Regions from separate parts of the Homo sapiens genome. Here region 1 is linked to region 2. Evidence: read pairs that join two places in POLR2A ChIA-PET (ENCODE). Cell type or tissue: Panc1. All regions are shown on one strand. Each heading gives the region's core, and the rest is flanking DNA. Links, peaks and the distances in the headings are about the cores only.

Region 1 (15,124 bases), core at 6,396-11,395, 86 kb before region 2:
GTGCAAATTATTGAAACCCTCTCACCTCAATTTTGCATCCATAAAATGGGATCATAATAACGATTATTCAAATTCAACTTAAAGGGAAGTCTGAATTAAATGTGAAAATGTATGTATAAATCACACAAGTACTCAGTAAACAGTCACTATTAACATTGTCATAAATTTGTAGCTGTTGTTTCATAGTCACAGTGAGATGATAAGGAAAAATCCCTATATTCAAACTAGAATTGATTTCTAGTTCAATATTCTGAACAAATGTGTTATATACATTCTATCAAAATCACGAATCAGTTGTATGTTTTTAATTTGTTTGTAAATATTTGTCATGTTGTCATTTTTAGAGAATTTAAAAGGAAAAATAGTGTCTTGACTAATACCAAGCATTCCACTTACAAGCATGTTTTCCTTTTAGCACTGCCTCTTGTTGCATATGGGTCCAATGCCCTGATTTTCAAAATGTGGTAGGAAACTAGTGAACTGGTATCAATGAATATCTTGTAGTTTGTCCTGTTCTCATTCAACTTGTAAGTTCACTGGATACATGCATGAGTATTTTAATTGGCCAGAAAGGCAGTTATTGATCTGGGTCACATCTCCACAAGATTTTATAGAGATAGGTTTGAATAAAGTAGTCCTAAGGCTTAAATATCAGAGGCATAAAGGGAAGAAGACATTTTGCCACACACTGTAAAAACAAATAATCTTGATCATGCAGACTCCATATCTTACAATATTGTTAATTTACATTCCACATCTTAGAACACTTAGACTCCACCACCTACTATGGCAGGCAGAAAAGGTTCATAACAATAAAAAGGATTCCTAAAGATGTACAATTGGCGTTTGCATAATATTGAAAAAAAACTCTTGATCAATGATTATATTTTGATATCTGTTCTTGCTATATAACTCATCATACCAAAATTTAGCAGCTTAAAACAACAAATATTTCTGTTTCTGTGGGCAGAAATCTAGGAGCAGCTTGGGTAGGTGATTCTGACTCAAGGTCTCTCTTGAGGTTTAGTCAGACCTGGGCCACAGTTTCATCAGAAGGCTTGACTGGGAGATCTGCTTCCAAGCTCATTCATGTGGTTGTTGGTCAGCCTCAGGTGCCCATTGGCTGTTAACAGAGATTTCCATTTTCTGCTCTGTGGTCCTCTCCTAAGTTGCCTGAATGCCTTCATGACATGGCAGCTGGCTTCTCCAGTTCCTCGTGAAGTATTGGACTGAGGGCTTCTGTTCTTTGCCATGTGGGTCTCTCCATAAGGCAGTTTGCAACCTGGCAACTGGCTTCCCCTACAGCAAATGAAGACAGACAATATGAGCCTGTAGCCACAGTCTAGGATAACCTAATCTAGGAGGTGACATGCCACCACTTCTCTGTATTCTATTGATCATAAAGAAAATCTGGTACAGTGTGGGAGGGGACACCAAGGTTGTGAAGACAAGGAGGTGGGGATGGTTGCGGGCCATCTTGGGGGCTAGCTACCGCAACCCCCATGGTGGTTAACAGAAGAATGGGCCTCTTCTCTGCCATAAGACTGATAGGGTGCCGTGGGGGGTTTTCTGGCTGAAAGAATTAGACAGGTCTTGGCTAGACGAGGTGGCTCATGCCTGTAATCCCAGCAATTTGGGAAGCCGAGGCAGGAGGATCGCTTGAGCCCAGGAGTTGGAGACCAGCCTGGGCCACATAGTGAGAACCCATCTCTACAAAAAAATAAAAATTAGCCTGGCATGGTGGCAAGTGTCTGTGGTCCCTGCTATTCTGGAGGATGAGATGGCAGAATCACTTGAGCCCAGGAGATGGAGGCTGTAGTGAGCCATGATCATGCCACTGCACTTTAGCCTGGGTGGCAGAGTGAGACCTTGTCTCAAAAAAAAAAAAAAAGATAATTAGACACCCTCATGCCTCATGGTTGTGGGAAGGGTCTCAGAACAAAAAATCAAATGGAAAGACTTAGGTGCAGATATTTAAATGTGAAGCCACTTGTGATAGTTAAGTTTCTATAAAGAAAACATTTCTCTTATGACTTTTCCCCAAGGAATGAAAGAAGAGATGATTTGGGAAACTCTACTTTTCCCTTAGTTACTACAGTCTCCAAAATGTTTAGTTTGTGAACAAATCCAGTCAGGTGACAAATTTTCAAGAATGTCTTCAATTTATAAAATCTTGGAGGTAGAAGCCACCTAGAACCATGCCTTCATGTTACAGATGAGGGAGGGGGACCCTGGGGACACTGAGAGACAGAAAGAGAGATGGGAATGGAACTCCCAAAGGGATATCACTTAGCTTTTTTTTTTTTTTTTTTTTAAATCCAGGGACAGCTTAGGATAAGATTTTGCCATACAAGGCTTATATTTTAATTCATTCAACACATTGGGAGGTACCTCCTGTGCCCAGGAAAGGGAAAATAAGACAAGACTTAGTTCCTGTCTCCAAGGAGCACATCTTCTCAAAGGGAGGAGGGAGAGCGAAAAAAATACGAAGCAAAATGTCAAGACAACGTGGTCAGTGGAGCTCAAGCATCTGATGGGTATCAGTGGAAACTAACAGTGCTGGAAGGTGATCATTTGTGCTTTACTCAGTATCTAATCAAATGGGGAGCAAATTACTCATCTATGGCTCTGTCTTTTAAGTTGTTTAGGAGAATAATGAACTTTTAGATAGAGTATAGGTAGGAAATACTGAAAGCCCTGAAAATATTGACTTTTCACCATAATTTAAATATTCAAGTTCTGGACTTACTAATGACACTTAAAAATCAAAATGACCTGGCAGTTCTCAAACGTTTGCTGTATCTGTATATTCATTTAAGCACATAGTTACTATCTGCTGTGTGCCAGGCACTGTGCCTGGCATGAGTGATAGAGCAATCAGTAACTCAGATGTGTCTCCATGCAGGCTTTATGAAGCTCATTATCTATTCATTATGTCCACTCTGCAGAAATGGTCACTTCTCTCTTTGCATCATGGGTGGCTTTATTTTTTAGTTTTTACTGCCACAATTGTCCCCAAGGCTACAGGGAAGCAAAGTCTTCAAAACTTAACAACAACAACAAAAAAATCTGGCCTCTCGAGGTGAAAAAATTGATGGAAGTATTTGCACTGTTGTCACTGGGTCCAACAGAGCCACCATTTCTTGAGGAAACCCTTTTGGGATTTGTTTCCTTAATGCAAAATGTACTTGAGATGTGACTCAACTTAGCGATGTCCCAGAATAAACTTTCACTTCCAGAGTCAGAGATAAGTACATTTTCCTTCTTCTTCGGGTCATGACAGATTGGCTTGGAAGGAAAGCTTGGGTCACGTCTAGGAAGTAACTGCCAGTCATTTGTGTGTGTGGTTCACTGGAACATTCAGGCTCTTCCAGGGACTGGCTTGTTAATGGCTGAACAAGCTAAATGCCAATCAGGAGAAAACCATTTGTTTTCCATGAATACTTCTACTTCTTGTGATCTAGAGCCTTCCCTCAAATCTCATCTATTTAGGAAGGATTCGAGGACAATGGATTAATAGCATTAATATTTCCCTCTCCACCTCCTGGAGGGCTCACATTTTTCAGGAGAAGATGACATCAGTGTGAAACTTGCCCTTCTTAAGCTTTCAGAAACATGTCTCCTTATTTAAAGATTAGATTATCCTTCTCTACTGTTTTCCATTAGATTTGCTTCTTTTCTCCTTTTTGGAGAAGGCCAGCTCACTATTTTTAAAAGGTGATGGACCATGTCAGGATTTAGAAAGTGAAAGGAAAGAGATTGGTTTGGATTTTCTCAGTCTTTGTCTGCTCTAAAGCTCAATAAACTTCGAATGGTGACTGCAGGTATAAGGGTAGAGGAAGGCTTTTATATCCTTAGAAAACCTACGTTTCAGTTGGATTACAGAGGTAGTCAGAAGATAGGGAAAAAGTTCCAATAGCATTTTGACTACTTTCCATGTCAAAGGATATATATCAGCCGTATTCCATTGCTATGAGAATCAGCATGTTTAAGTATTGATAAAAAAAATTTTAGGGAACACAATACAAGTTATCAAAAAATTGGATGAGTTTGTTGTAATAAAGACAGGACTGTATGTAGTTTATATTCAAGTTTATGGATTCTTCTGAATACTGAATAAATTGTCAAAATGGTACTGAAACTCTATGTGAAAGGCTCAGCCTAAATTCTGTTAATCTGGCTGATACATCTTTCTGTGATTTTAAAAAAAGATTCGGGAGTGGGGAGGGATAGCTTTAGGAGATATACCTAATGCTAAATGACGAGTTAAGGGGTACAGCACACCAGCATGGCACATGTATACATATGTAACTAACCTGCACATTGTGCACATGTACCCTAAAACTTAAAGTATAATAATAATAAAATAAAAATAAATAAATTTAAAAAATAAAAATAAAAAATAAAAAGACTCTAAGCAAAAATTTTAAGCTTATTCCAGCACCATGATAAAGATTCCTTGGGACTCGATTATATTCATTTATTGTGTGGATCCCATGTAACCTGTCTTTACATTTTACAATGTACAATTTACAAAATAACACAGCATACAGAGCACATCTAAAGCAGGTGGTAAAATGGAGATGTGCCACTCTCATTGTGGGTTTATATAACACATAGGAATCTCCTTAGTCTATGCTTAAAATATGAAACTGAGCAAAAGTCATTGGTCAATATTTTTATGAGCATAGATTTCCTCTCCAGTTTCTTTATCAGTAATACATGCGATAAGATCAGAGTAGCCTGTGGCCACTCAATGGTTAACATATTAATTTATTAAAACTTTCCAATTTCAACCAGTTGGGTCGAACTGGAGAAGTTAGGGAATTTGAGGAAGTTGGGGATTTTTTTTTTTTTTTTTGTGGGACGCTGCCAATTACGGAATTGATAAACTTGAATTCACACCCAGTGGTGGAGCTCAGTCACCTTTTTCACAAAGTGAGTTTTCACTCTTTATTTCTGTGTACTTAGCCTAGGGCTCCCTTTCCCTTACCAGAGAGTTTTGCATATCAGAAATGATTGAGAAAAAAATAAAGTTATTATGTGCACTAGGAACTGAAGACAATGCCTGCAGCCAAGGTTAAGGAAAGATTGAATGAGGTATGGTACCATTACTTGTGTATTATGACTACTCTCCAATTTGGAGAAATAAATACTGTGTAATAATCTATTATCAGATAGCCAGTGCTGCCCATCACCCTTTCTTCAGTCCTTTTTATTTGGGTACACAGATGTATCAAGGGAGGATAAATTAATTAACTATGCATAATTACCAAATTCTCTAAACACACGCAGACTTTACACAGTGTCTTTGCTGGACAGTGCAGGTTGTTGGTATAGATGGTAGATAGCCATCATCTAATGTAAATCTATTCACACAGCAGGGTCAAGTGAATTCAAATTCAAATGATGCACCCATAATATGTTCTCTAACGTGAAGCATTGTAAATTTCCTCACTGCAGAATGCAATAATGCCTTCGATATAAGGTATTCATCCCGATTATACTAATCACCATGGTGCATTTAGATATCCAAAGATACTGTATTTTGAGCATATAGGATTTATATAACTTTAAAATTTTGTGATTCGGTATTTTTACTTGGCTAGAGGTATTAATTTGATTAAATGCACACGAAGACTTTCTCCCAATACCCAAAGAAAACTATTTGCATTTTTTAAAATTATCACAGCTTGTTATATAATTACAGCCTCTGGGGCTAGATTTCTTTAACAATGCCCCAGTCTCCTCTCTACTGCTTCTCTAATGACAATACACTTTCCCTTCAAAGTTTCCCAACCTATTGCTTTCTATAACTTACCTCTTCCTGTAAGAAGCAAGTTTGTTAGCTCATTAATACAGAACTTACAGAGAGGGTTCACTACATATCGATCTAATTAAAACGTTTTTGAGTCAGGACAACAATAATAATGGGATTAACTATTGTAATTTGTGCAGCCAAAGTATATACATAAATAGGTAATCTTTATTTTTCTATATTACTGGTGGAAAATGAATTTCAGACATTAGGACCTGGGAGAGTCGGGAGCTACAGCTGCTGAGCTAGTGCCCCTCCCATGGTTCTGGCCAGCAGCCCTGACATCCCTGCACAAAGTAATCACAGATCACAGCATTTAATCACTGAAAACAAGCACTCCAGAGGACAGCGGTGTCAATATCCCACTCTCTCATTATCTGTTTGGATTGCACATCCACACTGTCAGATAAACAGAGTGGAAAATTAAGATTAAAAATATGGTAATTTCATTTCAGGCAGCAGGCACCACTCACTGCCCCTATTATGCTATTGATTACCTCTGAATTCAATTTTTCTTTCAATGCAAACTTTAATCTGTTTGCTACCCAGCAATTCAAGTCCCCAAGGGCTATTTGAGAGTAAGTAACCATTTAATCTGATGCTAACTGAAAAATCACCGTCCTTAATGAATTGTGTAAATCATTCAGCTCTAAAGCACCTTTGACTTCTATTTCATTTTTTATTTTCCACTCAATATAGGAAAGGATCGGCGTGTGAATAATTACAAAGTAGCAAGTATTTTTACATACAGCAAATATGATAAAAACCCTATTATAGTGGGGCATGTGTAATGAACAGTACTTTTTAATTTCAAAATAGCTATTCATTAAAAAAGAATGGGAGATTAAAAAGAGAGGCTCAAAGCTCAAGGTAAAAGTTGATAGACATTGTAATTACATGGTTAATTTCAAAGATTTATATGCTGTTATTTAAAAGGAATTTTTATGACCTGACATTTTCATTTGAGAAGATTTTTTATTTAAAATTAATCTTCGAGCTCCTATTCTTAATTATTTCTTGGCAAGCGATAAATGGTAATACAAAAAAAAATGCCCTATATCAAATTTTAAGCGGAATAAATGCATGCGAATTTTCGAAAAGCAATAAAGTGGTTTTTACTTATTTGAATTGCGTTACATTGAAATCCCCTGTTGGGGGAATTTGTGGGCGAGAGCTGGAAATTATTGGCCCATTTAAGGGAGCAGCAATCTTACTGCAGTGCAGCGTTTATGACACTTGAAAACAGATTGGAGAGTGGGTTTTGCTCGGGCGACTTGATTGTCTTTCAAGTTGGCGTTAAGAGTTTTCAACAGGTCTCCTTCCCTGCCAGCCGGGACCCCGGGGGTCCCTCGGAGCAGGGCGGGTGGGACCGCTCGGCCTCCTTCTCTCGCCCGCACGGGCGCCGCCGCAGACCCGGAGCAGGCACCCGGCGGCCGCCGCGTGGGCTGCAGCTTAGCCTCCTCTGCGGGCGCCCGGCAGGGCTGCGCGGCCGAGACTCGGGGCGCCGGCGCCGGGGCGGCCGGGAGCTCTGTCATTTGGCAACTCCCTGCAGACTGATGACACGGCGCTTTCCATGGTCGAGCCCCACAAAGTGTAGGGCTGCGGGGCGCACCTGGCTGGGCTCCTAATTACCCGGCCTGGGACGCACGGGGCAGCCGCGGAGGGTGGCGCCTGGGGTCGGGCCGGGGTCCCCTTCGCCGCAGTCCCGCCCACCCGCAGCCTCCGAGGGGTCCCGGCCAGGGCGTTCTCCACACGCTCGGCTACCTGCAGGGGTTCGCCACTGCAAGCCGGGCCAGTAGAAGTTTGGGGGCGAAGGCAGAGAGCATTTCCTTCTCGGCTTTTGGCGCCTCCACGCTGCACAGAGGCAGGGGCGACTCTGCAGGCCCCGTTTCCCCCATCCTCCCCTCCACCCCAGTTCCCCGCAGGACGTAGGCGCCGTCCCTAGCTCCCCCTTCTGTCCTCGCCCTAACACCGCAGGGCCTCTCCTGGGGATGTGGGGTCCTGCGTGCTTTTGGGGGCTACAAAAAGTGGGGGCCGTCGCAGAGCAGAGGGAAGCTAGGAGCGGGCAACGAATTGAATCCTGGAGACCCGGGAGGAGCGAGGCTGCTGCCGTCCCCGGGGAAAGGGCGACTTCGGCGGGGATACCCCGTGCCAGGCCCTGCAACTCCCGGGCCCTCGGGAATGGGATGGGGGAGGCGCGGGGTGCGCGCAGCTCCCGGTGATGTTAAGGCGTCCGATGGAGACTTGGGTTATTTGCTTCGCGTATCCTCCCCTGTTCCTCTGCACCGAGCTCCTGGCTGCCGCTGCGGCCGCTGTGTGCCCGAGGGGCGGCTCTGTAACCCGGCTCCAGGCATTTCTTAGGTTTCCCATCCCCGCCCTCCAAGCTCCCGGGAGCGCCTGCTCCGCTGCCCGCAGACAGGCGTCGTTCAAACCTCAGCTCTGCTCGGTCTGCATTCATGGACCCCAGATCTTCACCCTAGGATTTCCATCTCAGCATTTCACGTTCCCGGGGAAAAAGGGAGAGGGAGAATGAGAGATAACCGTGAGCGCCTAAGCAAGGGATTCCTTGCAGCTCCATTACGGGAGATGCCCTTTTGCTCTAACTCCCTGTAACTTAAGAAGAGGCTGCACAAAGCTCTGATCTCGGGGAGGAGTCTTGGGGTGGAAAGTACAAAAGTCAGTTGTGCCGGGCAAAAACTGAAGTTGAAATCTTATCCTGCACCCAGCTCTTGTTTTGAATTTCTGAACTTGAGCTAGTGAGTGTTATTTCAGGTTAAGAATAGTTCTGGGAGGGCGTGGGGTAGTGGGGAGGGTGCAAACTTCTTGCTTGATCCATTTCCACTCTTCAACCTTAAGGACTACCCATTTTAGCTTACAGGATGGTAAGCCCCCAAATCAAAACCCTTTCATTTACTCTATGGATTTCCACTTGCTCAGAGGTGTAACAGCTCTGTAGGCTTGGTTTTATCATTAAAAAAGAAAGAAAGAAATCAACATTAGCAAATACTTATTTCATTCACTAAATATTTATTGAGCACCAGACACCGTGCTAGGCAGAAGCCGGTCACGGTTCAGGCAGTTTTATAAAACATTTTATTTTGTTGGAAGCAATGAATGGCTGCATAACAATACTTAATGTATTTTAAATGCATGCATTACTTCTCCAACTGGCTATAATAGCTTCCCTAGAACTCATCTGAGCTGTCCTGTCAATGACGGTTTAAAGACCGTGAATCCTACAGATTATCAACTACTAGGTACTGTCCAGAAGGTGATCATCCGCCCAGAACTTGGGGCTCTGACCTTTTAAAATACATTCAAAACTATAACCTTTATAGGTCATAATGCTGGAAATGTTGATGCATTCAATGAAGAGCATATTTTGACTACTTTCATTTCTATATTGCCTACATTTTAAAAATTTTTTTATTTGCTTGTTCCAAAATTTCCAAAGGCCACATTCTCAGTGTGGTCCATGAGGCAGCATATTTTTCAATTTTAAAATATTGAATTATGTGCAGACCTCAAAAGAAACAGTAAACGTTTGTTCTGATCTTTGCTTTAAAAACGCCTGGGCCAATTAATTTTTTAGCTGTTGATTTTTAAAGTAACACTTTCACCGAGAAGGAGGTGGAATGTCAAGAAGCTGAGCCCATTAGGTTTGCATTTTCTCAGTCTGAAAATGCATGCAAAACAGCGCATTTGTAAATGCAGACCTGTGACAGTATATGTAAATGGAATATTTAATAAATGCAAAGCCCCTTTAAAATAGTAACCAACAGTCTGACCTGTCAAATGTGACAAAAATACAGGTTTATGTTTATCCCTCTGTCTTCCCTTATGTCCAGTGAGTTGTATTGAAGTCTTATAATTTTGAAGATAGACTATTAGCACAGAAAAACTAAAACAGGCTTCCTACCATTACCCCCTATATTTTCTTGATTTTTTAAAAATTATGTTTTTGTTGTTTAAATGATCATTTCTTCTGGCTTGGAAATTGGGAAATTGGGTGGCAGGAATCAAGGAGCAGGTTATCAGGAATACTAAAACCTTCCACGGAGAGGTTGCTACTCTGGCTTAATTCTTTTAATAGCGGGTGTTTTCTTCCCTCTGTTCCTCAATTACATTTTAAAAACAATCATAGGCAGGAGCATATATAAGACATAAATATCACTTTCCCTTGAGTTTTAAAATCTGACATTGGGAAATAGAGAATGGCATTAAAGAAGCTGTCCCTTCCAGTGTAACTGTTAGAGTTCATTTAGAGGAACGGGCCCAAATGGCTCTCCTGGTGAAACACTTCTGAATCAAAAGCTAGTCTGACTGTCAACCACTTGGACCAGGAATCACTTAGGGTTTCCCTCGGGAAAGGACTATGTTGGTAGCATTGATGGGAAAAGTAGTGACGGGATGGGGGGTGCATATAAGGAGTCCATATGGAGAAGCTGAGGAGCTCTGTGGAGGAAATCCCATGTATCAAAGCTACTAAGAGCTGAGGAGAGCAGTGGTTATGCACTGGAAACATGTACTGAAAATTAAATGAAGAATCTGTTCAGTGTTAGTTTAGATGAGGGAGTTCTCTTGACCTTTGACAAGGAGATAGGAAAATCCAGGAGAAGTACATGAAAAAAATGTTTAAGATATGGGTATAAATTATACAAATGCTGGACATAAAGGGTAGGGAAGAGAAAAGAGATCAGGTATTGGGAGTCATTTATTCATGCATTTGTTCTGCAAATGTTTATTGAGCACCTACTAGCTCTAGCCACTGATCAAACCTTGGGAATGAAGACCGTTCCTGAATGGAGTTACATTGCATTTATTAAAATTAATGCCTCTCATTGGTTGCTACTGCTAGAGAAGAGAAAGAGTAATTCATAATTTACTAGGTGCTGACTCAATGCTTTCCTTTAGGACTGCAGTGTCCCTCTGGCCAATGGAATCAGAGATTCCAAATGGCATTTTGTCCATTGAGTCATTCAAATTCAGTTCCCAAAGGTGGTCCAAACTCACCAACTTTCACATAGTTGAGAGGAAAATTAATATTTTCAAGGACCTACCCCTAGGCTGGGGGTATTTGAAATGTTAGTCCACTTAATCCACAAAATGATACCCATGAGGCCGTCATGCTTACTTTATTACAGATGAGGAAACTGCTCTCCCAGCATGAGACTCCATCCAGCTAATGTGTAAAGTTACCTTACAAACTGCAAGCTGTTATGTAAATGTAAGGTATCTCTGTTAAACTTTAACTCAATTTATTTTTAAATATCAATTCTGACAATGGTGAAGTGACAAGACATGACCCTCATTTCATTATTGGCAATGAAATGATTTCTAAGCATCTTCCTCTTACTTTTTTTTCAGGTGAATTAATGTTATAGAGATTGTTCAAAATAATAATAATTTATCTATCTATAGATGTCTGTCCTGGTATAGGTTCCTGTCTCCAGATGGTCTGTGGGAAGAATTTGTGTTTTCAAGCTAGTATCTCTCATCCAGGCTCTGTGCGTGTTATTCTACTATGTTAAAGACTGGGGCTGGGGACGGTGGCTCATGCCTGTAATCTCAGCACTTTGGGAGGTGGAGGTGAGAGGATTGCTTGACCCCAGGAGTTGGAGACCAGTCTGAGCAAGAGAGTGAGAGCTTGTGTCTACAAAAATAAAAAATTACCTGGGTACGGTTGTGAGTGCCTGTAGTCCCAGCTACTTGGAAGGCTGAGGTAGGAGGATTGCTCGATCTCAGGAGTTTCAGGTTACAGTTAGCTGTGATCATGCCAGTGCACCCCACCCTAGACAACAGAGCAAGACCTCATCTCAAAAAAAAAAAAAAAAAAAGGATTTCTTCCAATTAAACATTCTTTTCAAAATAACTCAGTTTGAATGAGAACATCATCTGAATCATTTCCAGCTACTTACAGATTGCACCTTCTATACAACCCCACAGTTACAAACTAAATTTTCTTTATAATCACTTTCTGCAACTCTCAGAATAGTTAAGCATTACCTGAATATCAAAGAGCAACCTTGGGACAGAAAGGATTTTAGCTATTTAATTGCCAAACTCTAGAAAAATACAAACAAATCTTTGGAACCCAGCAAATGATATTGATGCATGGTTTCTCTGCTGGGCACGTCAATTTGCATGCAGTGACGTCACTGCCTAGAGCAAATTAATGATGAGCTCCTTGAGTGAACAAACGCTGAGCTTCTTCAAACTTATTCCATTGATACCCTTTTCTGAGGAGGTTGGAATCAACCCAATTGAAAGAATCAACTATGGACATTGCCAGTTTTGTAAAATGAAGTTTGTCGAGGAGAATCAAATATCTCATAGCTAGTTTGAAAGGAAGGCAGATGTAATCTTGAATGATTCACATACATTTATAAGGTGTTAAAGGCATGAAAATTAATTTTAAAATATTTTTCTTTTTTGAAGTTTTCTTGCTGATTACATTCCTCCACATGTACTTGCGGTATGAAGTGTCCATAGTAAAAGTTACTTTGCAGGTTGATCCTTTTTTCTTTTTTTTTTTCTTGAGATGGAGTCTCGCTCTGTTGCCCAGGCTGGAGTGTAGTGGCACGATCTCGGCTCACTGCAACCTCTGCCTCCTGGTTCAAGCAATTCCCCTGTCTCACCCTCCTGAGTAGCTGGGACTACAGGCGTGTGCCACCACGCCTGGCTAATTTTTGTATTTTTAGTAGAAACGGGGTTTCACCATATTGGTCAGGCTGGTCTTGAACTCCTGACCTCAGGGGATCCACCCGCCTCGGCCTCCCAAAGTGCTGGAATTACAGGCGTGAGCGACCGCACCTGGCTGCAGGTTGGTTCTTAATCAGTGTAGTTGAGCCTTAGTCTAACAAGTCAGTCTGCTTCCAAAACCACATTAATCCTTTCCAACAGCCATCTGAAGCTAGGAGTTTTCTGTCAACCCAACAATATGTTCTCATGAAAGCCTTTAGTTTGTACAGTGTGTTGCAATTTACAAAGCACATCCACAAACATTCTCTTGTTTTGGTCCTTACTATACCTACTACGAAGTTTGAAGGGCTGCTGGTGTTTTCTTCCATTTGCAAGTGGAGACAGAAAGCACCTAAAATTCAGAGAGATGCCATGACTATTTTGTAGTAAGACAGCTAGGGAGTGCTGGAGCCAGTACATCTCCTCCCAATTCCAGTCATCTCTCCACTAACCACCCTACCTCTGCAAGGAAATCAGTTGCAGTTCTACATTGAGCTGTCAACATTTCCATTTAAAAGTTCCAAGATCTGCCCGAACATATAAATGGTGGCATTATCAAGCTTTACTAACAGAAAGAGAAAAGTTCAACTCTCCATTTCCCCTGAGACCTTTTAAAGTGACCTTTAGTTCTTCAAGTCATCTTTTATTTCTGGCCAGATAGCGTAATATACAATCAGTGCCTGAAGAAGCCGTGTTTATTTTCAGTCAGCTTAAACGCCTCCTTTTACTCTCTGGGATATTTCAGGTTCATGCCCAAAAGCTGCTTAGCTGTCCAGCTGTTGGTCTATTGGTCAGTGGGGGTCAGTGAATTATGCTAAAATAGTGCCAGCTTAGCAGAATGTTAAGGAATTATTCACAGGAACAAAAATATTTAAAGCCTGGATTCCACTGGGCATATGTATCTGATGTTGGATGTTGATTTTTTTTTTTTACAGTTACTTAAAGAGATTCTCCTTTTTCCTTTTCTTAAATATGCAACTTTAGCTGGTCTGTCTCCATCAATTTAACACTTTTGAGGAATATCCCATATCCCTGCCATAAGATGATAGACACTGCTGATCCTGTATCCAGCTGCATCTGTAGCATCTCGGCCTCCACCCGGGGTGTTAACCAGATTATTTTTCTATCACTCTTGCCCACACTGAATATGCTGAATACTGTATCTCTCAACTGGCTAGCCCACTCTCACAGCCTGAGTCTCTATTATCGGCAGCCACAGCATGCATATGTTTATTTAGTTTCCATTCCTTAGGGAATCCTCTGTGCTCTTCCTTGAGTAACACAATATTTGGGTTTTCCCTTTTCTGTTACATCTCCTGAAATACTCATCTTTGAATGTATATTCAGAATGGTTACAGAAAGCTTTCCCACAACAGTAACATGCCCCTGCCTGCTTTGAATTCTGGCACACAACAATGCAATTATTTTATGCATGCTTGCCTTGTGTCTCCTGGCTGCTTTTAGTCTCAGTGCATCTCTTGCTGCAGTTTCCATAAGCACAGCGGCTCACAAGCTGTTCTAAAATGTGCACCCTTCTTCATTCCAAATCTTGCCCTGTTCACTTCGGATGTGCATTTTTAGAGCAATCCTTTGGTGAAGCCAATAGTTAACAATTCCTCAGCTGCCAATAATCAGGACAGTTCTGTAAACCATCTTCTATGAAGTGGCAGATTTATATTTGAACGCTGAATCCTTTAGTATAGACAATAACAGAGGAGCTAAAATGCCATCGAGAATTATGGCTTGGATGTGGCAGATGTGCAGTAAACAGATTGGCTTTTGTATAAACAGTGTGTCTCATTACAGGGGCAAACTCAGGATTAAGAAAGACAGGCAGGAACTGGGGGTACCTCCTCTTAGCCCAAAATACCCCCAAAATGGTGCAATACATCTTTTCTTTCCAATGGAATCTGTAAGATTACAAACTTATTCCAGTGTTGTTTAAAAATAACTATTCTCTATTCCTATTTGTGTTTTTCAGACCCCTGTAAAATTGTTGTAGGCCCATGCAGGCTCGACTCTATTCACCCTGTTGATTAGGCTCCTTTGAAAGAGAGGAGTTGATGAGGTAGAGAGCTGAGATATGATTTTGTTGACTTTCTAGCTAAAGTTTCTTAGGAACAAGTGGGGCTTTTGCCAGCTGTGATCTACCCAGGAGAAGGCAGGACAAAAAATATCTGAAGCACAGGAAGCTTTCTCTGACTAAACACTCCAAACAGGGAACAGGGTTGCCTTCCCCAGCAGCAGATTCCTGCAAGGAGCTCAGCTTATTCTCTTAATTAGGGATAATTTGTACGTAGGCTTGGGAAGAGGCATGTCAAAGCCTTTGACAAGTCATTTTCAGGATTCCCATGTTAGAGGCAGAGTAAAGGAGGCACCAAAAGGTCAAGCGATTTGCCTAAGGTCATGGATGAAGTATATCTTTTCATCCGTGTTTTCACAGCACCTGGAACTGCAGGAACAATGATGTGTTCCCACAGAGCTAGGAGAAGGAGGAGAGGGTAAAAGGAAGAGACTGGTGGACACATTGCTAAGACCAGAGATAAAATAGCCAGGGCAGCTTGA
Region 2 (15,124 bases), core at 5,070-10,069:
CTTGATGACTGCTATAGCTCCAGAGTCTACAATGCCTATGTAAAAACCTCCCCACACATAATCTGTTGAATGTATGAAGTCACAAGGATACCTCATTTTGTGACATGTCTATTCTTATAAATTACAAAGTAAATCCACAAAGAAATAGAATTTACATACAATTTTCTTACTAAATGTCATTGTAAAAGAAACAGTCCTTATAAAATTAATTGGCTCCAAGATATCATAACATTATACTTTAAAATATAGAAAACTTAATGTTTTCTACATTTAATAAAGGTTGTAATTTCAGGAAAACAAAATCAAATCATACTATTTGAAACTATACATTTCAAACACAATGTATCAGGTTATTTTGAAGCTTAGAAAAAATAGGAAACTACAGGAAAAGTGAAAATAATGAACTGAACTTTCTAAGACAGCCCATTTCTATCATCATAAATGTTTTCAAAGCCTCAAAGAGACTCATGTGGATGTCAGATTCTGTTTCCATGTTTCTTTGAACTTTCTGACTTTTCATAAAGGAAGTCTCTGATGCCAGAGACTGAAATGTGATAAACAGCAACTCAACAGATGGGAACAACCTTTAACAAGAACACAGCTAAGTGTGAACGAAGCGAGCGGAAGCCCATTCTGGGCAATACAGGCCTGGGAAAAATGGAGGTGCAAGGTGTGGGGAATAGAAGGCCCAGAGGATGTGGACACTGCTGATGTGCAGATTTCTGTCTTATGGTGTCCTGAATACAAGACATCCTTGTATTCTAACAGCAATTCTATCAATGTTGAACATGATTAGATAATTTCTCCACTATTCCAACATGATATAACCTAGTCTTAATTGTAGATCCCAGTATTAAAGTCGTTTTTTAATTAACAGAAATAACGTGCTGCTGATTCATTTTCTTAGTTGTACCTACTGTGTGATCTTTTGACTTTTTTCTCATAAACGACTTCCATCTTTAATCATTACTTACGTTATATTTACAGAGTTGCTCTTATTTAGGGGCCCGAAGTGGCACTAATTCTAGTAAACTTTCTTCCATTTACAGCTGACTATTTTTCAGTATTTACGATAACTTTCAGCATTAGAAAAGAAACCCCAAAAAACGAGCAGGGTGTGGTGGCTCACGCCTGTAATCCCAGCACTCTGGGAGGCCGAGACAGGCAGATCACTTGAGGTCAGGAGTTTGAGACCAGTGTGGCCAACATGGCAAAACCCTGTCTCTACTAAAAATACAAAAATTAGCCAGGCATGGTGGGGCTTGCCTTTAATCCTAGCTACCTGGGAGGCTGAGGCAGGAGAATCACTTGAACCCAGGAGGTAGAGTTTGCAGTGAGCTGAGATTGCACCACTGCACTCCAGCCTGGGCGACAGAGCAAGACTCTGTCTAAAAAAATAAATAAATAAATAAAAATAGGCCAGGCGCGGTGGCTCACGCCTGTAATCCCAGCACTTTGGGAGGCTGAAGCAGGTGGATCACGAGGTCAGGGGTTTGAGACCAGCCTGGCCAACATGGTGAAACCCCGTCTCTACTAAAAATACAAAAAGAGTAGCCGGCATGGTGGCAGGCACCTGTAATCACAGCTACTCGGGAGGCTGAGGCAGGAGAATCGCTTGGACCCGGGAGGCGGAGGTTGCAGTGAGCCGAGACTGTGCCACCGCATTCCAACCTGGATGACAGAGTGAGACTCTGTCTCAAATAAATAAATAAATAAATAAAAATAAATAAATAAAAAAATAACCAAGATGACACAACCACATCCATAGGACTGTCTCCCTCCAGATGCCCGAACTTCTTTTGCATGTCAGGTATTACCCTTTCCAAGGGATCATGGGTAAGAAGAAATAAAAAAAACTTCCAAGAAATAAAAGGCATCTTTCCTTTTTATGTGGTTAAACCACCTTTTAAGTGGTTAAAGAGGAAAAAACTGACAGTGCTGTCCTAATCTCAAGCCAACCCTCTGAGTTTGGGTTCCCATTTCCAGTTTGGCCTCATTTATAAACCAAGTGACTATGTTTTTTGTCTGCTTTAAAGGGGGTTTCCAAATGACACCAGGTTTCCTACTAAAGAGCAAGATGAGTTATCCAGTTCTGAACTGGATATCAATGAAAGATGAAAACCATGGAGACAGCAGAGAGACAGAATGTGACAGAGAAGTCCAGAGAAACTTGAATGGCACCAGAGTCGTGGTGCTGAATCCCTTGTGTGGTATCTCTCAAGATAAACACACACACATAACTTCACGTTTACAATCACCAGGAAGTAAGATTTGGAATTCTCTACGAGAAGACCCTCAGACTCCACGGACCCCAGGGGAAGAATTCCTGACCTATCAGAATGCCCCCAGCCTCCATCAACTTGTAGTCATGAAACTTGTTGTGAAAAACTCACAATGCTTCATTTGTTAGGAGTGCTCAGCCTTTCCCCTGACCATCTAGAAGGTAAAAAGAATACAAGCACCCAGAAGGAAATTTGGAAAATCCAGGAAAACTGTAGAGAAAAGAAAACACTCTCCTCCAGTCTTTGTCTCATTACCCCCAAACGAGCAATGTAAATGCTCTGGTGTCTTTCTTAGGTCAGGTGTCAGAATATAAGAATGATTAAAAACAGCTGGAATCACACTGGAAATACAATGTTGTACCCTAATTTTTAGTAACTCTTCCAAATCATTCACAGAAAAACCTACAATGCCATAAAGAAGTAGTTCCCAGAGAAAGACAATGATGGGATAATTTTTCACTTCTGAGGGGGACCTACCACGTCTTCCACCTCATCATTTCTAGAATTCTTGAGAGGCTACTAAATTTTATTTTAATTTTGGCTATAACAAATGAAATAAGTATGAGTTACAGTCAAGTTCCATGATGGTTTTTGATAGGATCATCTCCCAATTAACATTTCTTCACTGTTCATAGAGAAATGTGTTTCTAAAAAGTACTTTTGCTCTCTGAGAATCTGTGACAAGGAATCTCAAGCTCTGAAACAAATAGAAAAACACTTTATGAGTAATTCTTGTTCTTTTAGGGTGTGTCACAATTTCACTATTAAACCTGTCCTGAGAGTTTAGGGGCACAGGATTGCCTTATCTTTCTTTACATTTGACAGTTAACTGTACCCACCTCTTCTCTCCTAGAATTTCACTGTACAGAGATTCACAAATTTAAATGAAATCAGAGGTCAATTGCTTATCAAGTATCAGGAGGTGAAGTAATCGACCTAATTTAGAAAAAGAAAATCCCCACAGTTGCTGGAAAGCAGGGTGGGTGTGTAAGGACTCGGCAATGACATGCCTTCAGAAACAAGAATTACTGGCAGGAAACTGTCAGGCCTCCAAGTCTACTTGCTCACAGTCAAAACCCATCTATAAATTAAAGATTTCAGAGCTATCCCTGGAAGGGCAACAATGACAAATGCACCAATTCAAAACAACAACAATAACAATGGAGGGAAATTAATCTCTGTCACTCAGGCTGGAGTGCAGTGGTGCAATCATGGCTCACTGCAGCCTCGACCTCCAGGGCTCACAAGATCCTCCCACCTCAACTCCCTGAGTAGCTGGGACTACAGGTGCATGCCACCACATCTGGCTAATTCTTTTTTTTTTTTTATTTTTAGTAGAGACAAAGTCCACCATGTTGTCCAGGCTCCACACTTCTTTGAAATGAAGAGATCAAACATATTAATACATACTTATTAAATGCTTACTTTTTTTTAACTTTTAATATTTATTATTTATTTTGGGATGGAGTTTCACTCTTGTTGCCTAGGCTGGAGTGCAGTGGCACAATGTTGGCTCACCACAACCTCCGCCTCCCAGGTTCAAGCAATTCTCCTGCCTCAGCCTCCTGAGTAGCTGGGGCTACAGATGCGCACCACCACGTCTGGCTAATTTTGGTATTTTTAGTAGACACAGGGTTTCACCAAGTTGGCCAGGCTGGTCTGGAACTCCTGACCTCGTGATCCATCCGCCTCAGCCTCCCAAAGTGCTGGGATTACAGGCATGAGCCACCGGGCCTGGCCAATTTTTATTTTTATTTATTTATTTATTTATTTTGAGACGGAGTCTTGCTCTGTCGCCCAGATGGGAGTGCAGTGGCACGATCTCGGCTCACTGCAACCTTGGCCTCCCAGGTTCAAGCAATTCTCTTGTCTCAGCCTCCTGAGTAGCTGGGACTACAGGCGCACACCACCATACCCAGCTAATCTCTGTATTTTTAGTAGAAATGGGGTTTCACCATGTTGGTCAGGCTGGTCTCAAACTTCTGACCTCCAGTGATTCACCCACCTCAGACTTCCAAAGTGCTGGGATTACAGGCATCAACCGCTGCACCCAGCCTTAAATGCTTACTTTTTAAAAGCAAAAGACTAAACTAGGTCCTGTGAGGGATTACCAGTTTTATGATATGGTTTCTGCCATCAAGTAGACTGGCACAAATTTGCAGAACTAGACTGAACACAGAAAATCAGTGTTAAAATACACAAACCAACAGCACCTTAATAGTCAAAGTCCTTTTTTCATGCAAGGGTGAGAAAATTTCAAGAAGTGGCCCAACAGGAACCACATAAATAATAGAAAAATCCTCTAGAAATCAACATATTAGTATAAAACCTTAGCAGAGGCTGCAGGGTTCTGTTATCTGCATTAAAATTACACGTTTGCCAATAAATAATTATTATCCCATTCCAACTGTATAATTTACCTTTATAAACACTTTCTTATAAAACTTAAAGCATTTCATAAATATGATCTATCTTTTAGTTAATGAAAAACGACTATGGTCTTCCCTTACTAGAAATTCCCTAAGAACAGAGCAGTAAAATAAATGGTGCAGAGTAACTTAGTCACTAATAGGATCTCAACTCATAAATACAACTTCTAGTTTAACGCATTGCTAAAGACAAATAAAACAACACCAAACTGTTTTGGACAACAGGAAGAAAATTAAAATGAGAACCAGGGAAATTTTATTTTTGGTTTTCATCATCATCAGTATACACATTATAGCATATCCACATCCTCAATGATCTCCTGGGTGGTGAACAAAGTTAGTTAAACCGCTAAGCTCCTCTTAATTTCCTGCAATGCTGTAAAGGTACATATACACATACTGAGGCTAACAGACTAAAGATAATTACATTTTATCAATTACCTCTTGTAAGGCATTCCACAGTTCCTCATCCGTGTGCTCATTAAAGGGATCCAGGTTTTTCCTCATTGTTCCAGTGAACAAAACAGGTTCCTAAGTGCCCAAAATAGTCACGGTCATTACCACAGACTCTTTTTTCATTTTATTCCAATGCTAACATCAACAATAGAATTAAGATACCAAAAAATAAAATTCATGATAATAATTATAGCGTTACAAATGCCTGTTTACAAAACAACATATCTATTAATGTTCCACTGTACAAAGCGTGCTCCAAAATACCTTCCAGACCACTGAACACTAACAAAACTGTTGCAATGTGCTATCTTAAGAAGAAAATGAAAAATACAGGCCTGATGTTTAAAACTGTTTTCCTCATATTATTAGCTTAACATGAAATATAAGGATATAATTATTCGAGGGTCTACATGAATAGAGCTATAGAAATTAACTATCAATCATGTAATACTGGAAAATACCGACAGCATGATTAAAGTTTGTGCTTCAAAGCCAAATTATTAAGCATTTTCCAATTTGCACTAAAGAATAAATTAGGATTATTTTCTCCGTTGGCAAAACAGTTTTCCAAGATTAAGAATCTCTCACCGGGCGCAGTGGCTCACGCATGTAATCTTAGTATTTTGGGAGGTCGAGGCGGGTGGATCACCTGAGGTCAGGAGTTCTAGACCAGCCCGACCAACATAGTGAAACCCTGTCTCTACTAAAAATACAAAAATTAGCTGGGCATGGTGGCACATGCCTGTAATCCCAGCTACTTAGGAGGCTGAGGCAAGAGAATCGCTTGAATCCAGGAGGTGGAGGTTGCAGTGAGCCGAGATCGTGCCATTGCACTCCAGCCTGGGCAACAAGAGCAAAACTCCTTCTCAAAAAAAAAAAAAAAAATCTCTCCAATGTCAGAATGGGACATCCTTTTTTTTTTTTTTTTTTTTTTTTTTTTTTTTTTTTTTTTTTGGCCAAAGGAGATCTAAACAACTGGGGCCAGAGGCACCTCTACTTATGAAAGGATTGCCTCTGATTTTGCATCAGTGAATCCCCACATTATCTCATCTGTGCATCAAGGTTACCTGGGTCACAGAACCTCATTATTAACTAAGAAAGCAGGGTTACCTGAAAACCACTGTGAAGGAGGTCATAATAAAATTACATCAATTTAAATAGCTGTTCCTATTCATCTGCTTCAGGAGGATCCCACAATTAAATCACTCTTGGAATATCAGCCTCTTCCTGGATTTCAAGAGAGACTCTTGAACATAAGCTTAGGTAGGCTGTGTGAAAGTTTTCTTCTGGTAGCTGGGTGCGGTGGCGGGCACCTGTAGTCCCAGCTACTTGGGAGGCTGAGGCAGGAGAATCACTTTGACCTGGGAGGCAGAGGTTGCAGTGAGCCAAGATTCCGTCACTGCACTCCAGCCTGGGCCACAGAGCAAGTCTCCATCTTAAAAAAAAAAACAACAAAAAAACAAAAACACAAACTTTTCTTCTGGAAGGCTCTAATAAGCCAGGCCATAAGGATATAGGAGCCCCATCAACTGCTTTCAAGGATAGGGGCAGAACAAGGGGATGCACAGATGTGGGAACAAGAGAAGGTGAGACTCTTCCACAGGTACTGGAGAAATGCTCAAGGGAACCACTGGCCTCAAATCTCACCTGGCTTTGGGGCAGGACTGTTCCTCCTCACTTCCCAAAAGCCTGAGAAGAGAGATAAAGGTGGTAGACTTCTTTTTTCTCCAGCCATAAAGAAAAATGATATCCAGGGAGGCTCTCATCCCTTTCCCTATCGTCTCCGTTTTAAGGCTGGTGAGGAAGAAATGGATGTAGAAGGCAGACAGGGTGCCACCAAAAACATAAGTCCTCAGCAAAATGCAAAAATGGAAACGACGGTAAAATGGGCACTTTGTGTGTATAAAGCTGATAAAGTGGCCAATATCCTTCCAAAAGCACTGAAAAGTCACTGGTCACATGATGTTTCTGAATTACCAAATGGAACTGAAAAATTCCAAGAGTCACAGGTAAGGTCTGTCTTAAAAGTACCCAACTGAAGACCAAAACCTGAACAACCATCTAAACAATGGTGGGAATTTCTTGTGAGGGGAATAACCATCATTCTGGTTATTTCAGATTAAAAGATAAAAACTTGACTTACTCTTTGTAATTATCAACTCTAAAATTCCAACCTCTGCAGGCAGAACATTTCAGAGTAGAGATTTATGGTAAACATACAATCTTCATGTAAAATGTAAAAGATTTAGTAGCCTAAGTACATATTTATTGATGGTATATATTTTAAAATGTCATTTAGTACGAGTTTTAACCTCCATTGTTAGCAAAACCAATGTTCTGTTCAACGTATTATTTTAAATGAAGCACCAGATCAAACCTGTTTTTCATTAGGGTTTAAAGGTCATACTTTTTAAAAATCTTTGCGCCATACTGAGTAGTAATTTTGTCCTCATTACTCACATAAGACAAGCTGATATTAAACATGTGACCAGGCTGGGTGTGGTGGCTCATGCCTGTAATCCCAGCACTTTGGGAGGCCGAGGCAGGTGGTTCACTGGTGGTCAGAAGTTCAAGACCAGCCTGGCCAACATGGTGAAATCCCATCTCTACTAAAAATACAAAAAGTAGCCAGGCAGGGTGGGGTGCGCCTGTAATTCCAGCTACTCGGGAGGCTGAGACAGGAGAATCACTTGAACCCAGGAGGTGGAGGTTGAAGTGAGCCAAGATAGCACCACTGCACTGCAGCCTGGGAGACAGAGCAAGACTGTCTCAAAACAACAGCAACAACAGCAAAAAAAAAACCCACCACGTGACCTAAAAATGGCCGCTCTGAATCAAAGCATTTAGTGCAGTAAATTGATAATCCCTCAGCAGGACTGCAAGACTGAAAATTACAGTCTTCCTAGAGCTTTCATATAAACTTCTGGAAGACAAGCCTCTCATTATCTCAAGAAGAAACTCTATCCACCAACCTTCAGACACTTAAAACGACCTGGGACCAAGACAAAAATCGCATGGGGAGTTACAAACCAGCAGGACAAAGCACAATACTTTACCCTAATCTTGTCCCAAACCAGGAAACTTCGCTCTCTTAAAATATACACTGCACAGTAGCTAGCCACAACTGCTGCTGCCTGATGTCCTCAGAGCTATGTGTGCATTTCAAATCCTGAAGACCTTGATTCAGGGCAGCTCATCTCCCTGTGTCAAGAATCAGGGAATCACCTGAAGTCACTTTAAATCTTGGTTTCCCTTCTTTTTTAAAAAAACCCTGTAGCCTCTGAATGAACTGATCATCATCCATTTTCAGAAGAAAAGAACATTGTTCACCAACAAAGGAAAAAGAATTTAAGTCGTGTAAAGTCTTCTTTAGATACAAAAAGGTCACCAGCTCCAGGGAGCAGTTCCATGGCCTTAATGAAGACTTCAGTGTGCAGAAACAAAGGACTGACTGCATTAGGCCAGAATCCAATTGTATTTCTTTACTAGTAACTGCATACCTACCTCTTTTCCCTTTGAATTTTGTTCTCAAAAAGAAGAAAAAAAAAAAAAAAGGAAAGAAAATCAGGTAATAAAAAAAGAAGTCTTAAAGAGACACACTCTGGTTAACCTTTTCAACTTACTGAAGAAAATTCAGGGAGTAGAAATACCAAGATAGCAGAAGTCTGAGCAGTGGGCTGCTTAAAAACTACTTAGCTTTTGCTTTGATAGAAAAACAAAAAAGTCCATCAAATATGAAAAATGAATCTGTTTAATCCTAACAAAGATTATAGCTGTTGATGTATGCCAACCGTTAGGGTGCTATCATAAATGTTGAATTTGCATGAAGTTACTCTTTAGTTGAAAACATTTATTTGTGCCAGTAGGATTGGAGGAGTAAATAATCCATCCTAAAAAAAGTTTTGAAATCCATTTTTCCAGATCCTTCAGTTAAGCAAACTCTTGTCTGAGTTATAGTATCACCTTGGTGTTCTCCTTGGGAAGTGCACTTAACTACCCTGTGTCATGAACACAAAAGAAGCATACATTTCAGCTAACTATTCTGTTTAGGGAAATTATTTAGGAAGTACTTTCACTGTTCGCTTCTTCCTGAAATTTTGAATACAAATTGAGGGGTACTTTCTTAAGAATTCAGTATTTTTTTTTTTTGAGACAGAGTCTCCCTCTGTCGCCAGGCTGGAGTGCAGTGGCACAATCTCAGCTCATGGCAACCTCTGCCTCTGGGGTTCAAGCAATTCTCCTGCTTCGGCCTCCCGAGCAGCTGGGACTACAGATGCGCACCACCACGTCCGGCTAATTTTTGTATTTTTAGTAGAGACGGGGTTTTACCATGTTGGCCATAATGGTCTTGATCTCTTGACCTCGTGATCCACCCTCCTTGGCCTCCCAAAGTGCTGGGATTACAGGCGTGAGCCACCGTGCCCGGCCCAGTATTTGTTTCTTAAAGTGACTCCAGGACTGGCCCCTGACTATGTATGTCATCATTTCTGTGCCCCAGTTCTTTCCCAGGTCCTTGCTGCTTAATCCTAACCACGAATTTGAGTTGCTAATGGTGTGGTCAAGAGTGACAGAGGACCCTGAACCATAAATGAAAGGGATAAGCCAGGAAGAGAGAGAACACAGAAACTCGTGCTCCACACAACCCCAGGAAGCCATGCAGGCTAGACTTGCCCAAACATGGCCATTCGAAGAAACAGCACTTGGTTCTGCTTTTGCTGTGTTTGCTCCCAAACTTCCTAGATTCCCTACATCAGTGTGTGGTGACACAAGCCATTTGGCTTTCCACTCACTTCTGAGGAAGAGGGGTGTATGCTTTCTGCACTGCAGACCAGTAACCTTCATGCAACCTCAAGTCTCCAGCCTTCTCCACCCTCTGCAGCCAGCGAGGCCTCGGAAGAAAAAGGGCTCTGAGCTCCCACAAGGTAAGGCTTGGAGGATCTTCTGACGCTCACTAGCCCACGACACATAAGTGAATACACTCTGTTTCCAAAATGATTTTCTTTTAGTGCTTAGTGTCACTTAAGGTTTTGGAAAAAATAAAAATAAAAATAAAAATAAATCACAAATGATTCAGTCTTTCAAAATGACCTAACTGTCCAAATGACAGATAAAGTTCAAAGAAAAGATACCTTTTGACTTTGCTGTATATTTGCTCTCTTTGGTTATGGCTTCTGGGAACCTTTTGTAAGTTGGGTAGACAGAAAAACAAACAGTACTTTGGGAGGCTGAGGCAGGCGGATCACAAGGTCAGGAGATCGAGACCATCCTGGCCAACATGGTGAAACTCTGTCTCTACTAAAAATACAAAGATTAGCTGGGTGTGGTGGCACGCACCTGTAATCCCAGCTACTCGGGAGGCAGAGGCAGGAGAATCGCTTGAACCCAGGAGGCAGATATTGCAGTGAGCTGAGATGGCGTCACTGCAGTCCAGCCTGGCAACAGAGCAAGACTCCATCTCAAAAAAAAAAAAAAAAAAAAAAAAAGAAAAGAAAAAGAAAAAGAAAAGAAAAACAATGAGTAAAATGTCTGATGAGATATCATGCTGTCCAACAAATACTTACTGAAAAAAAATTGAGCTGGATAGTTCTGAGTTCTGATTCTACTACTTATTAGCTGTTCATCTCCAGGTAAGTTATTAATCTCCCTGAGCCTTAGTTTCCTTCCTGGAGAATGGGGCTAACTTGACACACCCTGCAGGGCTGCAGTGACAATCACTGTGTCATAAGGCTCCTTGCACGGTGCTGCCAGGCAGCAGGAGCCCGGCCAAGCAGGGCAGCACAGTGAGGCACGCTGTTCTTCAAATGGCAGGTGCAACCAATGGATCATGAAATCACTTTTGTGACTCATGACCATCCTTATGTCTTTTATATGAACCAGAATAGAATGGATATAATAGAAAATATCAGGGCGCAGAAGCATGGAGTAATATCGTGTTGTGAGACTTTTGTTTCTGTGCGTGTGTGCGCACCTGCACAAGCCCACACTAAATCATGTTGCAAAGCAGAGTTCTGATCGGGGACTGCGCCAGCCAACATGGGTTTAAAGTCCCTAGGAGAGGGTTCAGGAACTCAGGATCTGGCATTGAGATTCGCCGTAAATTCCATTTGAATCCTGACTCTGCTGTTTACTTGTTAAGTGGGTTAAGCTCTCTGTGCCTCAGTTTGAAAATGTGTCAAATGAGGATGACACAGAATTGCTGTGAGGACGAAGTGGGAGATGGCAAGGAAAGAAGATAACCATGTTAAGGATTCTGCAAATGTTAGGAATTCTCACTACTTGTGTAACTTGTCTGGGACGCAACAATCACTAAAGCACTGGATCTAAGAGGGACAAGCCCCTGTTCTCACGCAGGGCTGAGAACCAGTGTCGGCTGCCTGCTCGCGAAATGCAAAGCATTAGAGGGGTACTGAGAGTGGTGAGGAATGCCGCTAAGACCGGGGTGGGGGAAAGCCAGAAAACAAAGTGATAGCCTCACCTTTTGTTCCTTGTGAGAAAAACATTAGATTTCTCTCTTAGGCTTTTATTGTGCACATTTTTTTTTGTTTGTTGCTGCTTCACTATTTAAATTTACATAAACAATTTGGTTAAAGGAATTCACCAAGGATCACAAAAATAGAAACAGAAGTTAATGAGCCAAGTCCTTCTAGAATAGCGAGTAGCAATAATGCCCTAAAGGCCTGCACCCCAATCCTTAATTAGAAATAGTTACTATTGAGCATTCCTCAGAACCCAGAGTAGGGCCACAAACATGTTCTCATCTAGTAAAATCTTCACAACAAATCTGTAAGTTAGTAATTACTAGGTTTGGTTTAAGGATGAGGAAACTGAAGCTTGGAGGCTAAGTGACTTCATTGAGGTCACACTTCTATCAGGCAGTGCTGGAATAAAAATGTGGGTCGTGTTGACGCTTAGAAGATGCTCTGAAAGATTCTATCCCAGGCAGTCTGCTGAATGATTTCCTGGGTCGCATTAAGTATTGCACAGTCCCTCTAGACTATGTTTCTTTTTTTCAACCAACATTGAGCCTTGGAGACAAAGCCATACAAAGTTAAAAAGGAAAGTCTCTCTGTTTACAATGCTTGGAGATCAGGATCTACATGGATACAAAGCTTAGCAGTGTTTTGTAAGCATGCTCCCTGGACTACATACATAGAGCATTTGCTCAAAAGTAGGGTGGAAACTTATGGAACTGAACCAAAACCTGGTGATGTCAAGGTATATTTAGTCTTTGCTCAGATGTGCTTCCAAAACATTACTGGCAGAGCCAAGAATCATCTAATGTTACTTCTTTATTTAGAGTTCTTTTATGTACACAAGCACACAACTATTTCTTATTAAGAATTCATTCAAAGTAATGCAGGGCACGTTCCTAGAACCTTTCATCCAAGGATATAAAAGCACTTTACAGACATGCCCATTATCTCTGCTAAGTAAACCTCATTTGGCCCATTTTTGAGATGGGCATAACCAAAATATAAAACTTGAGAATTTATACTCTCATTTTCTACTGTAAGCACTAAGTCATGCTTCTAATAGCCAGAGGGAATCTAACGTGCTAAACATTTCTTCCCATTTTATCCTGAAAGGGATACTTTTTTTTCTTTAAACTAAAAATAAAAATTGTGGTACAATACACATAGCATAAAATTTACTGCTTTTGCCATTTCAAAGTCAACATTTCAGTGGTCTTAAGGACATTCACACTGTTTTGCAGCCATCACCACCATCCATTCACAAGACGCTTTTCATCTGACAAAACTGAAGTCCTATGTGAAATAATGTAACTCCCAACCCCCCACCTTCCCTCAGCCCCTGGTGACGACGCTTCTCCTTTGTGTCTCTGTGAATTTGACTAGTCTAGGTATCTCATATTAGGGGAACCATCTAGTGTCTGTCCTTTTGTGACTGGCTTATTTCACTTAGCATAATGTCTTTAGGGTATATCTGCATTATAGACTGTCAGGATTTCCTTCCATTTTAAAGCTGAATAATTTCCCATTGTATGGATAGACCACGTTTTATTCATCTGCTCATCTGGCGATGGACACGAGCTATTTCCACCTTTTGGGTACTGTGATGATCATGGATGTACAAAACTCTGAGATCCTGCTTTTAATTCTTTCTGGAAGTGGAACTGCTGGATCACATTAGCTCTCATTTTTTGAGGAATCTCTACAGTGTTTTCCAAAGTGGCTGCACCATTTTACATTCCCACCAACAGTGCACAGGGTTCCAATTTCTTCACATCCTCCAAATTACTTAAGCGTGATTCCAATTGTTTTAGAGGTCAGTGCTAGGATAGCCATAACTGTACTTGGTCTAAGATAAAAATCACATTCTCCTTCCCTTCCGGTGGCACGTTCTCTATGCTTCCTACTAAACAGGCATTGAAGAGTTGTTTATATCCACATGCCCAGAAAGCTCATTACTGCCTGGGTTTTGCTCTTGTCTCCTCTCTGTGTTTCTCTTCTCCAGAATATGTGTTTGTGTGTGTGTGTGTGTGTGTGTGTGTGTGTGTGTGTGTGTGTTCCTCAGCTCCCCTCAATGACTATAGAGTGTTAAAAAAAAAAAAAACCCACATTAAAAGAAAACAAACAAAAAACCCAGCCATGTCTGGAGTTGAATATGTGGAGGTGTTAAAGTGAAGGACAGGATGGAACTGTGAGGTCCGATGGAAGCCATGAGGCCCCACAGCTGCAGACCCCATGCCGGTGGGGACAAGGTCTATGTTGCTCATGACTATACACCTGGAGAATAGTAATTACTCAATGAATACTTTCTGAATTTATGTTAAATATGAACCAAAGCAATGACAGGAGCTCTTATTGTACAAATAATCCAATCTCTAGAACACTCCTTGAGAGTCACTTCTGCAAAGGAGAAGAAAAGAAAATAGAATCAGAGTCCGGGAAAGGATGGCCAATTTAACCCTCCACCATCAGAGCAAACACTCACTGGGTCTGTGTGAAATACACCACACACTCTCACAATGGTGATCGTAAGGAAGATGAAGCAGAAGTGCAGAGAGATGGAATTCCGTCTCTCATGTTCTTCCTTGCTATTCTTTAACAACCTCCTGGTTAAAATCATTCACCAAGAGCTAGATTCTAAAAGTCACCACAAAGCCAACTATAAGTTTTTTAACTCTCACAGCCCACAGTTTCACAGAAAGCCCTTCATGGAGGTAATCACCTTTGAGAAGGTAGCTTTAGTTCCTACAGCAAAATTCCAACATTAAGACACTTAAAATCCACATCTCCCCATAGAAACCTCCCCAGTGCTAAACAAACAATGCATCATTTTGTTCTTTATGGTTATCAGTGGATAAAACTGTGGCATCTTAGTACAGAAATCTATCTGCGTAAGTTATTAAATATCACACACACACACACACACACAGAGAGAGAGAGAAATGAACAAAGCTGGATATCTGATGAAAATACCTGTTGAAAATATCTGCTCATAAAAACATGCTCTATTGGGTGAAAAAAAAAACAATCCTTTCATCCAATTAAAAAAAGCAATAAGAGTAAAAGCAATTAAACATAGTAGCTCTTATAAAAGGGGCAGGTAAGGACGCTATGACTTGCATACCTGAGGTATGATTGACATCTTCTTCCTTAAATCGTGAAGTCCAATTTCAGTTGTCAAGATCTTATCAATCCAAATTTTACCTTCGGGTTCTGACAATCTAAAAAGGGCTGAGATGAGGGAACTTTTTCCAGCTCCGGTTCTTCCCACAATGCCAACCTACAGAGAGATCCAGGCGGCAGGATTAAAAAAAAAAAGAAAAAAATCACAGGATGCAGCAAAACTAGGAGAAAACTTTCGGTTTTTGAAGAAGAATTAAGGACATTCTATATTGAGTGTAGTCTAAGAGTTTCCCAACCTCAGCACTGATGACCTTCTGAGCTGGATACTTCTTCATTTTGGAAGCTGCCCCAGGCATTGTGGGAG

The links. Peaks named below come from ENCODE experiments on the same cell type or tissue, not always from the same donor. Only the 100,000 strongest peaks of a DNase experiment are listed, where the experiment ranks them.
Region 1: POLR2A ChIA-PET joins it to region 2 with 5 read pairs; 2 of 35 experiments call an interaction of 5 or more read pairs at or near these places.

Annotation. Positions count from the first base shown.
Region 1 is chr13:94,960,481-94,975,604 of GRCh38, forward strand. It overlaps LINC00557 (long intergenic non-protein coding RNA 557), which reads left to right. Exons shown (of 1, transcript NR_047487.1): 1 at 1-839. Among named protein-coding and RNA genes, the nearest start is that of LINC00557, 8.0 kb to the left of the region's middle. RefSeq lists enhancers at 5,730-7,085, 5,782-7,116. In Panc1, for the core only: a CTCF peak has its summit at 7,752 (motif pointing left); no DNase peak of the experiment used is centred there; H3K4me3 peaks cover 1,917 bases; H3K27ac peaks cover 298 bases.
Region 2 is chr13:95,047,943-95,063,066 of GRCh38, forward strand. ABCC4 (ATP binding cassette subfamily C member 4 (PEL blood group)) reads right to left here. Exons shown (of 31, transcript NM_005845.5): 26 at 14,762-14,917; 27 at 5,153-5,242. Among named protein-coding and RNA genes, the nearest start is that of LINC00557, 95 kb to the left of the region's middle. RefSeq lists an enhancer at 3,278-3,467. In Panc1, for the core only: no CTCF peak of the experiment used is centred there; no DNase peak of the experiment used is centred there.